2 separate regions of the Homo sapiens genome follow, and region 1 is linked to region 2. Evidence: chromatin contacts called from ENCODE Hi-C or POLR2A ChIA-PET data. All regions are on one chromosome and are shown on one strand. Each heading gives the region's core, a stretch centred on a gene start or an enhancer-like site at or near the end of the contact. The rest is flanking DNA. Distances are from core to core; before and after follow the strand shown.

The links. Hi-C counts contacts between places; a loop is a spot of excess contacts on that map. ChIA-PET counts read pairs that join two places held with the same protein, here RNA polymerase II (POLR2A). Pooled maps may share reads with other maps.
Region 1: a map with no recorded cell type shows a loop between it and region 2 (2.0-fold over the local background). The contact joins two enhancer-like sites. A Hi-C loop is called at or near these places in 2 of 37 single-sample maps with no recorded cell type and 3 of 50 pooled maps. POLR2A ChIA-PET finds 5 or more read pairs at or near these places in 1 of 52 experiments (B cell).

The regions. Positions count from the first base shown.
Region 1 is chr16:10,769,146-10,774,522 of GRCh38, forward strand. TVP23A (trans-golgi network vesicle protein 23 homolog A) reads right to left here. Exons shown (of 8, transcript NM_001079512.4): 4 at 4,894-4,983; 5 at 4,168-4,296; 6 at 2,525-2,653; 7 at 1,127-1,186. The coding sequence ends at 1,127. It overlaps NUBP1 (NUBP iron-sulfur cluster assembly factor 1, cytosolic), which reads left to right. Exons shown (of 11, transcript NM_002484.4): 11 at 1-206. Among named protein-coding and RNA genes, the nearest start is that of NUBP1, 28 kb to the left of the region's middle. Within about 2 kb of position 1,931, at least 3 of the 41 ENCODE cell types and tissues checked have a DNase peak (open chromatin) inside an H3K27ac peak, as active enhancers do.
Region 2 is chr16:11,324,941-11,330,221 of GRCh38, forward strand. The region is part of intron 1 of LOC105371082 (a long non-coding RNA gene); the gene reads left to right. Among named protein-coding and RNA genes, the nearest start is that of RMI2, 18 kb to the right of the region's middle. RefSeq lists enhancers at 919-968, 2,556-2,625, 2,686-2,745, 3,636-3,685, 3,744-4,523 and 1 more. Within about 2 kb of position 3,716, at least 20 of the 41 ENCODE cell types and tissues checked have a DNase peak (open chromatin) inside an H3K27ac peak, as active enhancers do.

The sequences.
Region 1 (5,377 bases), core at 681-3,180, 560 kb before region 2:
CACTCACTGGGCAGCACATCCAGCCAGACCCGACCAGCTCCGGGATGGGGTGGGTCACAGCAAAAGGACCAGATGCTGGTGTGGTCCGAAGCCACTTTCTCAGAGACACTTTAATCATTGAGTATTTGTACACTTTTCTTTAGAACATATATAAAGGGCATTCTCTACAAATGTGCCGTTTTAAGAATAAAACCCCCTCAAATCTCTCCCCCGAGGCCTGTTTCACGTAAAAAACAAATGGGTTGTGGGATCGTGGGATTCTGCTGTGTCGGAAGCTTAGTCGATTGTAGAAACTCCCGTTTAAGCCATTTCTGCCTGTGAAGATAAGAAAGCCTAGAAAAGAACCAAAGGGGTGAGTGTGCGGCTTCACTGCAGAACACACAGGCTTGTTTTCAAACACCACAGTCCAAACGCTTTTCTTCAGATTGAGGAAAAATCTAAAAGCAACAGAGCTCAGGCTGGGCTTCGTTCTAAAATCACTGCATATGACACAGCTGGGTCAAATCAAAAAGCCCTTGAAGAGTCCTTGAATCACCCAGTAAGACAGAATGTGGGGTCTGTGTAAATTCCCTGTGTAGTAATATGTGCACAGTATATCCAGTAATGTCCAGTGTCATGCAAACCAACTTTCAGGTTTTTTAATTATATAAAAAAGAGGGACAGATGTAAACTCTACGATCATCCTCTTTGCCATGAGGTGCTTGCTCTGTTTGAGACACACAGGATCTGAGACCACGTGGGAGAAGAGTAAATTCCTGTTTTCCCTCCACTCTGGGGCATAAAAGTGGGTGGGTGGGAAACAAGAACAAATCCCCTTGTTCTTTCCCTCCCTTGTCTCTTCCCTCCCCGCCCTTCCCTAGGACCATACATATGATCAGATTTGCACATGTTCAGTGTGAGGAAGGTGTGACCTCGCCCCCCGACCCCCAGCTCCTCACGCCAAGAGCAATGAGGCTGCAAAGCCCAGGGCAGGCCCATTGCCCAGTCTGCTTCCTGCCTGGTCACATGCCTGGCCACCCCAGGGAACAGGGGAAGCCCACCCAGACCCCGGGCCCCTGTGCCCCAAGAGCTGCATTTTTCAGAATTCCCCAGTTCCTCCACACGGGTGCCATGATCCATTTCTCACCTAATGCTGGTGAATCTCCAGCCCCTCGAGGCCAGGCTTCTGAAAGTCACCTGGGCAGGCCTGCAAGGGGAAAAGTCAACCATGGTTTTCTGTCCTTACACGCGAGTGGGGCGATCCTGCTGATGGAAGGCCAGAGAAAACCCACAAAGTACAGAAAACCTGCGGAATTGGTTGCTTGATGTCTTGGCATAAAGCAGTGCTGTTCAAATTTAGGACGGTTCTACCCATTTCAGGATGAACCTGGTCAAATTTCAAAGACTTCTGTCTCTCACTTTTAGAAATATCTATTAAGTTAAAAAAAAAAAACAAAACAAAAACAAGCTGGGCACGGTAGCTCCCGCCTGTAATCCTAGCACTTTGGGAGGCCAAGGCTGGTAGATCACTTGAGGCAAGGAGTTCGAGACCAGCCTGGTCAACATGGAGAGACCCCGTCTACTATAAATACAAAAATTAGCCAGGCATGGTGTTATGCACCTGTAATCCCAGCTACTTGGGAGGCTGAGGCAGGAGAATCACTTGAACCCGGAGCCGGAGGTTGCAGTGAGCCAACACATGCCATTGCACTCCAGCCTGGGAGCAGAGTGAGACTCCCATCTCAAAAAAAAAAAAAAAAAAAAAAAAAAAATTGAAAAACCGTTTGTGACTCTTTCCTTAATTCTATACTTTTAAAAATCACTGAAAACTAACAATGGCAGTCACAAAAGGACAAAAACTATAATTGCACTTATAGGAGGTCCCTAGGGCTGTCAAACCAATAGATACAGAAAGCAGAATGCTGGTTGCTAGGGCTAGGAGGCGAGGAGGAGGGGGAGTTAGTGTTTTGTGGGTACTGAGCTTAAGTTTTGCAAGATGAAAGCAGTTCTGGAGCTGGGTGGGGTGAAGGTTGCACAATAAAGTGGTTATACTTAATGCCACAGAACTATACATTTTAAAATGGTTACAATGGTACATTTTATGTAAATCTTACAATTAAAAAACAAAACTGCCAGGCACAGTGGCTCACTCATGGCTGTAATCCCAGCACTTTGGGAGGCCAAGGCAGGCGGGCTGCTTGAGCTCAGGAGTTCTAGAGCAGCCTGGGCAACATGGCAAAACTTCGTCTCTACAAAAAAAAAAGGCCAGGCATGGTGGTACACACCTGTAGTCCCAACTGTGCCAGAGGCTGAGGTGGGAGGATCGCTTGAGCCCAAGAGATGGAGGTTGCAATAGGCCGCGATCACACCATTGCACTCTAGCCTGGGTGACAGAGCGAGATCCTGTCTCCCAAAAAATATATAAACAATAAAACATTGGCAGCCTGGCGGATATGTTACATTACAAACCGCAGTTGCCAGCAGGCCACCTTGACTTTGACTACCTGGAGAGGAGTGGTCCAAGAGTCAGACCTCAGTTACTCACCGTCTGGAACACTGTCTGGGACAGGAAACTGGCTGTGACCTTGCCAATGTCACTGTTGCCTCCCATCTTACAAAGGATGTAGCCATACAGGTTTGCAGCTTGGAGAGAGATCCCAGCAACCACCAGAGCCTGCACTCAGACAAAGAAAGCAAAGGTCACTTTTTTTTGAGACAGAGTTTCGCTCTGTCGCCCAGGCTGGGGTGCAGAGGCACGATCTCAGCTCACTGCAAGTTCCGCCTCCCGGGTTCACACCATTCTCCTGCCTCAGCCTCCCGAGTAGCTGGGACTACAGGCGTCCGCCACCAGGCCTGGCTAATTTTTTTGTATTTTTAGTAGAGACACTGTTTCACCATGTTAGCCAGGATGGTCTCCATCTGACGCAAAGGTCACTTTCTAAGAGCATTTACAGAAATGCACCTCTCAAGCCACGTAGAAATGCTCTAGCCTGCACCTAAGAATAGTAACAGCCAACATTTACTGAGCATTTGCAAATACCCACGGACACCTCAGAATCATTACAACTGGAGAGGTTGCCACCATCATCATCCCATTTTACAAAGAGGAAACTGAGGCTCAGGAAGACGAAAGCTGCCCAAGGTCACAGAGCTGGAGCGTGGTCGAGCCGGGATCCAAATTCCAGGGCCCGCACTTTCATTAAATGACACTGTTGTTTTACTATCTACAAATATTTTGTTTTCTCTATTTATTGATTTTTTTTAAGACGGAGCCTCACTCTGTCACCCAGGCTGAAGTGCTGTGGCACGATCTTGGCTCACTGCAACCTCCGCCTCCTGGGTTCAAGCGATTCTCCTGCCTCAGCCTCCCAAGTAGCTGAGATTACAGGCGTGTGCCACTACGCCCAGCTAATTTTGGTATCTATAGTACAGACAGGGTTTTGCCATGTTGGCCAGGCTGGTCTCAAACTCCTGACCTCAGGTGATTCACCTGCCACAGCCTCCCAAAGTGCTGGGATTACAGATGTGAGGTACTGTGCCAGCCTGTGTGAGTCCATTTATATGAAATGCCCAGAATAGGCAAATCCACAGAAACAGAAAAATTAATAGGTGCCAGGGCTTGGAGGAACAGAAGCACAGGGAAGCAATGTCAAAAGGGCGCAAGGCTTCTTCCGGTGATGAAAATTTCCTAACATTGATGGTGGTTTTGGCTGTACAACTCTGTGACTGCACTAGAAGCCACTGAATTCCACACTTAGTATTTATTTTATTTTTTGGAGACAAGGTCTCACTCTAGCACCCAGGCTGGAGTGCAGTGGCACAATCTTGGCTCACTGCAACCTTTGCTTCCCGGGCTCAAGCGTGCACACCATCATGCCTGGCTAATTTTTGCATTTTTTGCAGAGATGGGGTTTTGCTATGTTGCCCAGGCTGGTCTCGAACTCCTGAGCTCAAGCAATCCTTCCACCTTGGCCTCCCAAAGGCCTGGGATTATAGGCGTAAGCCACCATGCCAAGCCCCTAATTGTATACTTTAAATGGGTAAATTGTATGGAATGTGTATTATATCTCAATAAACTTGTTATAATTGATCAATCAATCAATAACAAATAACAACAAAAGCCTAGTGGTGCAAACACTTTTTTTGCAGAGACATCAAAGCAATGTGGAAGTCAAGATCTGGCCTTACCAGCCACTTTAGCTTCAAGGAAAATAAGGTGCTAAAAAAAAACACAATCCATATCATGGGGCAGATTATGAGGCCCAGCCAGAAGATTCGTGCTTCAGCTTCTGTGGCAGCAATGCTATTCGGAGAGACCTGTTAAAGGAAAGTAATTCAAATGTCAAAACAAGTGGAAATGGTTGCAAACGAGCGTGCTCACATTTTCATTTATTTTATTTTGCAGATGCTTTTGTTGCTGTGGGATTTTTTGTTGTTGGTGTTGTTTTGTTTTGTTTTGTTTTTGAGACAAAGTCTCATTGTGTCACCCAGGCTGGAGTGCAGTGGCGTGATCTTGGCTCACTGGAACCTCCGCCTCCTGGGTTCAAGTGATTCTCCTGCCTCAGCCTCCCGAGTAGCTGGGAATACAGGTGCCTGCCACCACGCCCAGCTAATTTTTGTATTTTTAGTAGAGACAGGGTTTCACCATGTTGCCCAGGCTAGTCTCAAACTCCTAACCTCAAGTGATCCACCCACCTCCGCCTCCCAAAGTGCTGGGATTGCAGGCGTGAGCCACCACGCCCGGTCTATTTTGGAGACACTTTTGCCACACCCATGTTTCACCAGAGCACCTTGGCAATGGTGGCTTTTGTGTAAGGCAGGAATCAGATATGCACAAAACTCCAAAGGAACCCACAGAAACTTTCCACACCCATTATCCCCGCTCTGGTTAGTTCAGCTCGTCATGGAGAATACCTTCCTGGCTTCAAAGATCCAGTGGCTCTTCCCATCTTCATCTATCTGGTTCCACCATCGAAGGCCCACCAGGAGTCTTCCGGTTACATTCTGAGAACAATAGACAAAGGACTCTGAGCAGGTCACAGGCAAAGAGGCTTATTCACTGTATTGATAAACAAAAGTTCCTTGATTCATTTCAGACTTGTACTGGGAGCAGGAAGAAAAAAGGCCTTGAATTGTAGTGGATTCTCAGATGTCAAGACTTCTAGTTTTCAACTAAGCTTACTTTAAAAAGTTACACACTCCCCCCACAAAACATATATAATTTATATGTTCATATTATATATGTTTTAAATATATGTATTAATTCGTATACAAGTGATATGGTTTGGCTGTCTCCCCACCCAAACCTCATCTTGAATTGTCGCTTCCATAATTCCCACGTGTTGTGGGGGAGACCGGGTGGGAGATAATTGAATCATACAGGCAGTTTCCCCCACAC
Region 2 (5,281 bases), core at 2,466-4,965:
AGGATTCTGAGGTCCAGAGAGGTTAAGACTTTTATGGAGGAGCACAAGCTGGCCCAGGACCTCCACACTTTAGTGCCCTGTAACTGCTGGGAGCTTCCTGGTTGGATGGGCAGGGGAGAGCTGGCGATTTGGCATGTTGGGACAGGGGGAAGAGCAGGCAGAAGGGTGTTCCAGGCCGAGGGCACACTCCAGTGAAATCCAGGAGTGTAGACTTTGATGCCGGGTAAGGCTGGGGCAGCAAGGGGCCCGGAAAGTGCCACTGGCTGCAGTCAAAGTGGCCTGAGCAAGGTGTTCTCTGTGTTTCTGAGGCTGACCTCTGTGAACTCAGAGAGAGAAAGAGAGAGAAGGGATATTGGTGTGCGCTTGTGTGCATGTGTGCACAACCATGCGGTCTGGCAGGCTTGTGGGACAGTGCCCATGTACAAGCAGCTCTCTTGTGTGTGCAGGGCTGCTTGGAGGCCATGGTCCTGGGCTCTTGGGTGTGTGTGAGTGTGTGTGTTTCCACTGGTGGAAAATGGGTGTATCTCTTGGCAGGAGCTGGGAATGTGAGTGGGTCTGAGGTCCAGGGAGAGCAAGCCTACGGTTGCAAGTGGGCAGACTACGTGAGAGGGGTCTGGGAGCCTTTGTGTCTGTGTGCATGCGTATGTGTGCCTGCGCCTCAGAGTGTATGCATGAGTGGATGAGTGTATGCACACCTGTGTATGCAGTCATGCACACACATGCATGTGTGTGTATGTGCGTGTATATATGCTTATGTGTATGGGAGTGAATGTGCCGCCATGTGTCTGCTTGTGTCTGCAATAGCCTGAGTGTGCATGCGTGTGAGTTTTGCTTTCACATTCAGTGCTAGTCAGAGGCTCCAATTCCTGTAAACCTCATGGTCTCATCTTCCAGCAGACATCCCACAGCAGTGGCAGTGGGCACCACAGCCTAGGCTTGATCTGACTTATGGCTTCCCCTTTTCAAGCCTCTGGTTGCAGGGTGTAGAGGGGATGTAGGTGAAGGCAGGACACCCGGCCCCCAGCTGGCCGCAGGCCCCACCATCCCTGGCATCTGCGGCATGAAGCCACCCATGGGAGTCTGAGGGAAGTCACATTACTGGGACTGGCCAGGGTAGAGCTGCCCTGGGAAATGTGGGTTCACTTTCATTCTACTGAAGGTGAAAATCAGATCACGCCTCTCCTCTGTCTCTCTGAAAACCCTCCAAAGAGTCCCTGTTGCATTTCAAGCGAAACATGAGTCTCTACCCAGTATCTCAGATGTCACCAGGGCCCTGCTGGCCAGAAAGACTTGGGAAGGAACCACCCATGGTGTATCCACTGTGTCACTCTTGGCTTCGAGTCCCTTCCTGTAAAAGCTGAGTAGGAAGTCCTTGCAGGGGGCAGGGATGATTGCGTGCTTGTGGCCGTTCCTCTGTCCAGTGGGTAGACACTGGGAGGCTCTGGAGACTTGGCCATGAAGGAGACAGCCCTCCCGGTGGGCCAGAGCCTTTTCCCTTTCCATATAGCCATATGCGATAGTAAAGAGCGGTTGCTTCTCCAGGCTTTAAAAAATTTTTTATTTTATATTTTATTTTTTGAGACAGGGTCTTGCTGTGTTGCCCAGGTGGAGTGCAGTGGTGCAATCACCACTTACTGCAGCTTCAACCTCTCAGGCTCAAGTGATCCTCCCACCTCAGCCTCCAGAGTAGCTGGGACCACAGGTGTGCACCACCACACCTGGCTAATTTTTTAATTTTTTCTAGAAACAGGGTTTCCCTGTGTTGCCCAGGCTGGTCTCGAATTCCTGAGCTCAAGTAATCCTCCCACCTCAGCCTCCCAAAGTGCTGGGATTACAGGCGTGGGCCCCCGTGCCCAGTCCCTCATGCCATTTCTGTGCCACTAGGAAGTAACACTGGCTAACCAGGTTGACATTTCTCTTGTTCCCAGAGTGAAACGAATGAGTGCTTCTTCTTTAATCCTGCAACTACCCCACATGGTCAGCACTTATATTTTCACTCTTACTTGGCAGATGAAGAAATTGAGTCCTGTTAAGGAACGTGCTTAGGATCACATGCTAGGAGGTGGTCGTGCTGGAATTCAAATCCAGGCAGGTGCTAGCTTGAGAGCCACTGCTCTATAAAGCCCTTCTCAGGCCTCCACTCAGGCCAAGGGAGGAGGAAGGGCCCTCAGGCAGGAGCAGCGTGAGCAAAGGTCTGGAGCTGGGACTGAGCATGGCATGTCAGGAGAGAGAGACAAGAGCTCTGTGGCCATGGGGAGCAGCGTGAGGTCAAAATGGAGAGGCAAGAGGAGGGAGGGGTGTGGAGGTCCCTGAATGCCAGCATGAACGCTCCGGGCCTTCTGTGGGGTGGGCGGCACGGGAGAAAGGGAGTCTAGCCAGCTCCGGCTGGGTGCCCTGGCTCAAACCATCCTTGCCTCAGGCAAGGACACCTGCATGGACCCAGTCGCTCAAGTCCCAAACCAAGTCCATCCTTGAGTTCTGTCTTTGTCTCCCCTCATCGGGCCGTGGGGAGTAGAGTGAAACCGCAGCTGCAGCCTCCTGGCTAGTCTCTCCACTCCTCTGCCCCCACAGCCCAGTCTCCACGCGGCGGCCAGGGGCGTCTACTGAAAACGAAAATCAGGTCATGTCTCTCTCTTTCTCTTTCTCTCTCTCTTTTTTTTTTTTTGAGATGGAATCTCCCTCTGTTGCGCAGGCTGGAGTGCAACCACCTCCCGGGCTCAAGTGATTCTCCTGCCCCAGCCTCTCAAGTAGATGGGTTTATAGGCCACCCACTACCACGCCCGGCTAATTTTTGTATTTTTGGTAGAGACGGGGTTTTGACATGTTGGCCAGGCTGGTTTCCTGACCTCAAGTGATCCTCCCACTTTGGCATCCTAAAGTGCTGAGATTACAGATGTGAGCCACTGTGCCCAGCCTCCTCTCTCTGTCTCTCCCCACCCCTCCCCTCAAAAATGCGCATTCCTGGTACATTTAAAGCAAAATCCAAATTCCTTTAAGTGGCCTGTGAGTCTCTACCTGATCTTGCCTCACCGACCTCTTGACTGCATCACTGACTGCTCCCCCATCACTGCGCACCCATACTGGCCTTTCTGTTCCTCATACACACAGGGTCGCTCCCGCTGCAGGGCCTTAGCATTCGCCATTCCCTCTGGTGGGAGTGGCCCTTCCCCAGCCCACCAGCCCCTTCTGTCATTCAGGTCTCAGCTGAGGGAGCCTGTGCAGATAAGCCCCTCTCCCCACCCCTCCTGGTTTATTTTCTTCATCTGCATGTGCTTAGCACCCGAAATTGTCTCTTGCTCTCTCCCCATCCTTCACCAGATTATAAACTCCATAAAAGCAGGGTCTTTTGTTGGTTTTGTTCACCGCTGCATCCCAGGCATTCAGTGAGCACTTGTTGAGTGAAGAAATCAGACTCAGTCTTCCCCTCTGTAAAATGGGACCACATCAAACCTCCTGGCAGGGTAGTGGTGTGGCTCAGAGGTAACGTTTGTACACAGTTGGACTTCTTCCCTACTGGCCCAAGGACTTACCTGGCCACCCCTCCTGGAACCCAGCCTCCTCCAGCTCCCCCAAGCCCTCTGCCTTGGGAGCGGACACCTTAGCAGAAGGGCCGTCCTCCAGACCCTTTGCAGCCAGGCCTCTCTGCTCACAGATCCCTGAGGACATCCGGAGGTTGGTGCCCAGAGCCTAGCCCCAGGCTCATGCAAATTCTGTCTTCCAGTTCAGCAGCTGTGGCCTCCTTCACTCGGCCTTTTAAAAGAAATTCTTGGGCTGACTCACACTTCCTTTGTCTCCAGCTGGGTTCACTCAAGTGTCGCTGTTTTGCAAGGCTGAGGTTTGAGTCCCTCAGAAGCAATCTCTGATGCAGGGGCGCTGTGTGCTTCATTGAACTTCGAATGAAGGTCAGGCCCCCCAGAAAACCTCATACCAGGACAGTTGGGAAACTACCCCTCACTGGTGGTCAGGGCATTCTGGGTTGGAGAAACTGCTTTGGGGCTTTGGCAGGTGTTCATTTTGTCCATCCCCCTGCCTCCCACCTAACCCCATCCCAAACTCACTCAAAAAAATGCCCCTACTGCCCTGGGGGGTGCATTTCAACGTCTCATGTACCCCGCTTTTCCTTCCTTCCCTGTGAAATCAGGCGTTTGGATTCAGCGCACTGCTCAGAAGGTTTGTTTCTTTCTGTGCAAACACGTGGAGTGATGCTCTGTCTCGATTTTCTAGAACACTTCCACTTTCACAGAATTGCGGTTATTTTGAGAAAAAGGGTCTGTTACAGGTACAACAATATACTGGTACTGGTCTGCATTTCTTGTTTCTGTCCCTGGAAGAGTTTTTATGTAAATAAAGTCACACTGCTCCAGGGGAAAGGAATTCCTGAGGAATTCCCTGGAGAGAAAGGGATGAGTGATATTTAACCCATTTTCTCCCGTCTCCAGTAGAAAGAACTGGAGCTTTGGAGGCAGGCTGATTTCAGGGTCAACCTCTTCCTGGCTGTGAGGCATTGAGTAAGTTACTTAACCTCTCAAAGGGCCTGAATTTCTTGGGGGTAGATTTAGGGCACAGTTATCCCTGGATACTATTTTTGAGGGGGGAGTCGAACCTTTTTTATTTACTTATTTTTTTTAGAGACAGGGTCTTGCTCTGTCATCCAAGCTGCAGTGCAGTGGCATGATCACAGCTCACTGCAGCCTCGACTTCCTAGGCTCAAGTGATCCTACCACCTCAGCCTCCCAAGTAGCTGGGACTACAGGCACACAACACCATGCCCAGCTAATTTTTTAATTTTTTGTAGAGACGGGGGTCTCCCTGTTACCCAGCCTGGTCTTGAACTCCTGGGCTCAAGCGATCCTCCCGCTTTGGCCTCCCAAAATGTTGGGATTATAGGCGTGAGCCTGGCCTGGAACCTATTTTTAATAAATGGAAGTGAAATTCACGTAACATAAAATTAACTAATTTGAAATGAACAATTCAGTGGTGCTTAGTACATTTACAGCGTTGTGCAACTACCACCTCTCTTTAGTTGGAAAACATTTTCATCATTCCCAAAGGAAACTCTGTATCCATTAAGCAGTCATTCTCTACTCCCTCTTCTCCTTGGTAGTTAACTTAGGTACTACTGGGCTTTCTTGACTGAAGTCCCTGAAGAAGAAACAAATATTTTCCAGCTGGGCCACCACCTGTGACAAGTTGTCATTTGCACGGGGCTGGGATTCTGTTCTGGGTATGTATGTGCCATTCTATATATATGTGTGTGTGTATATATATATATATATATATA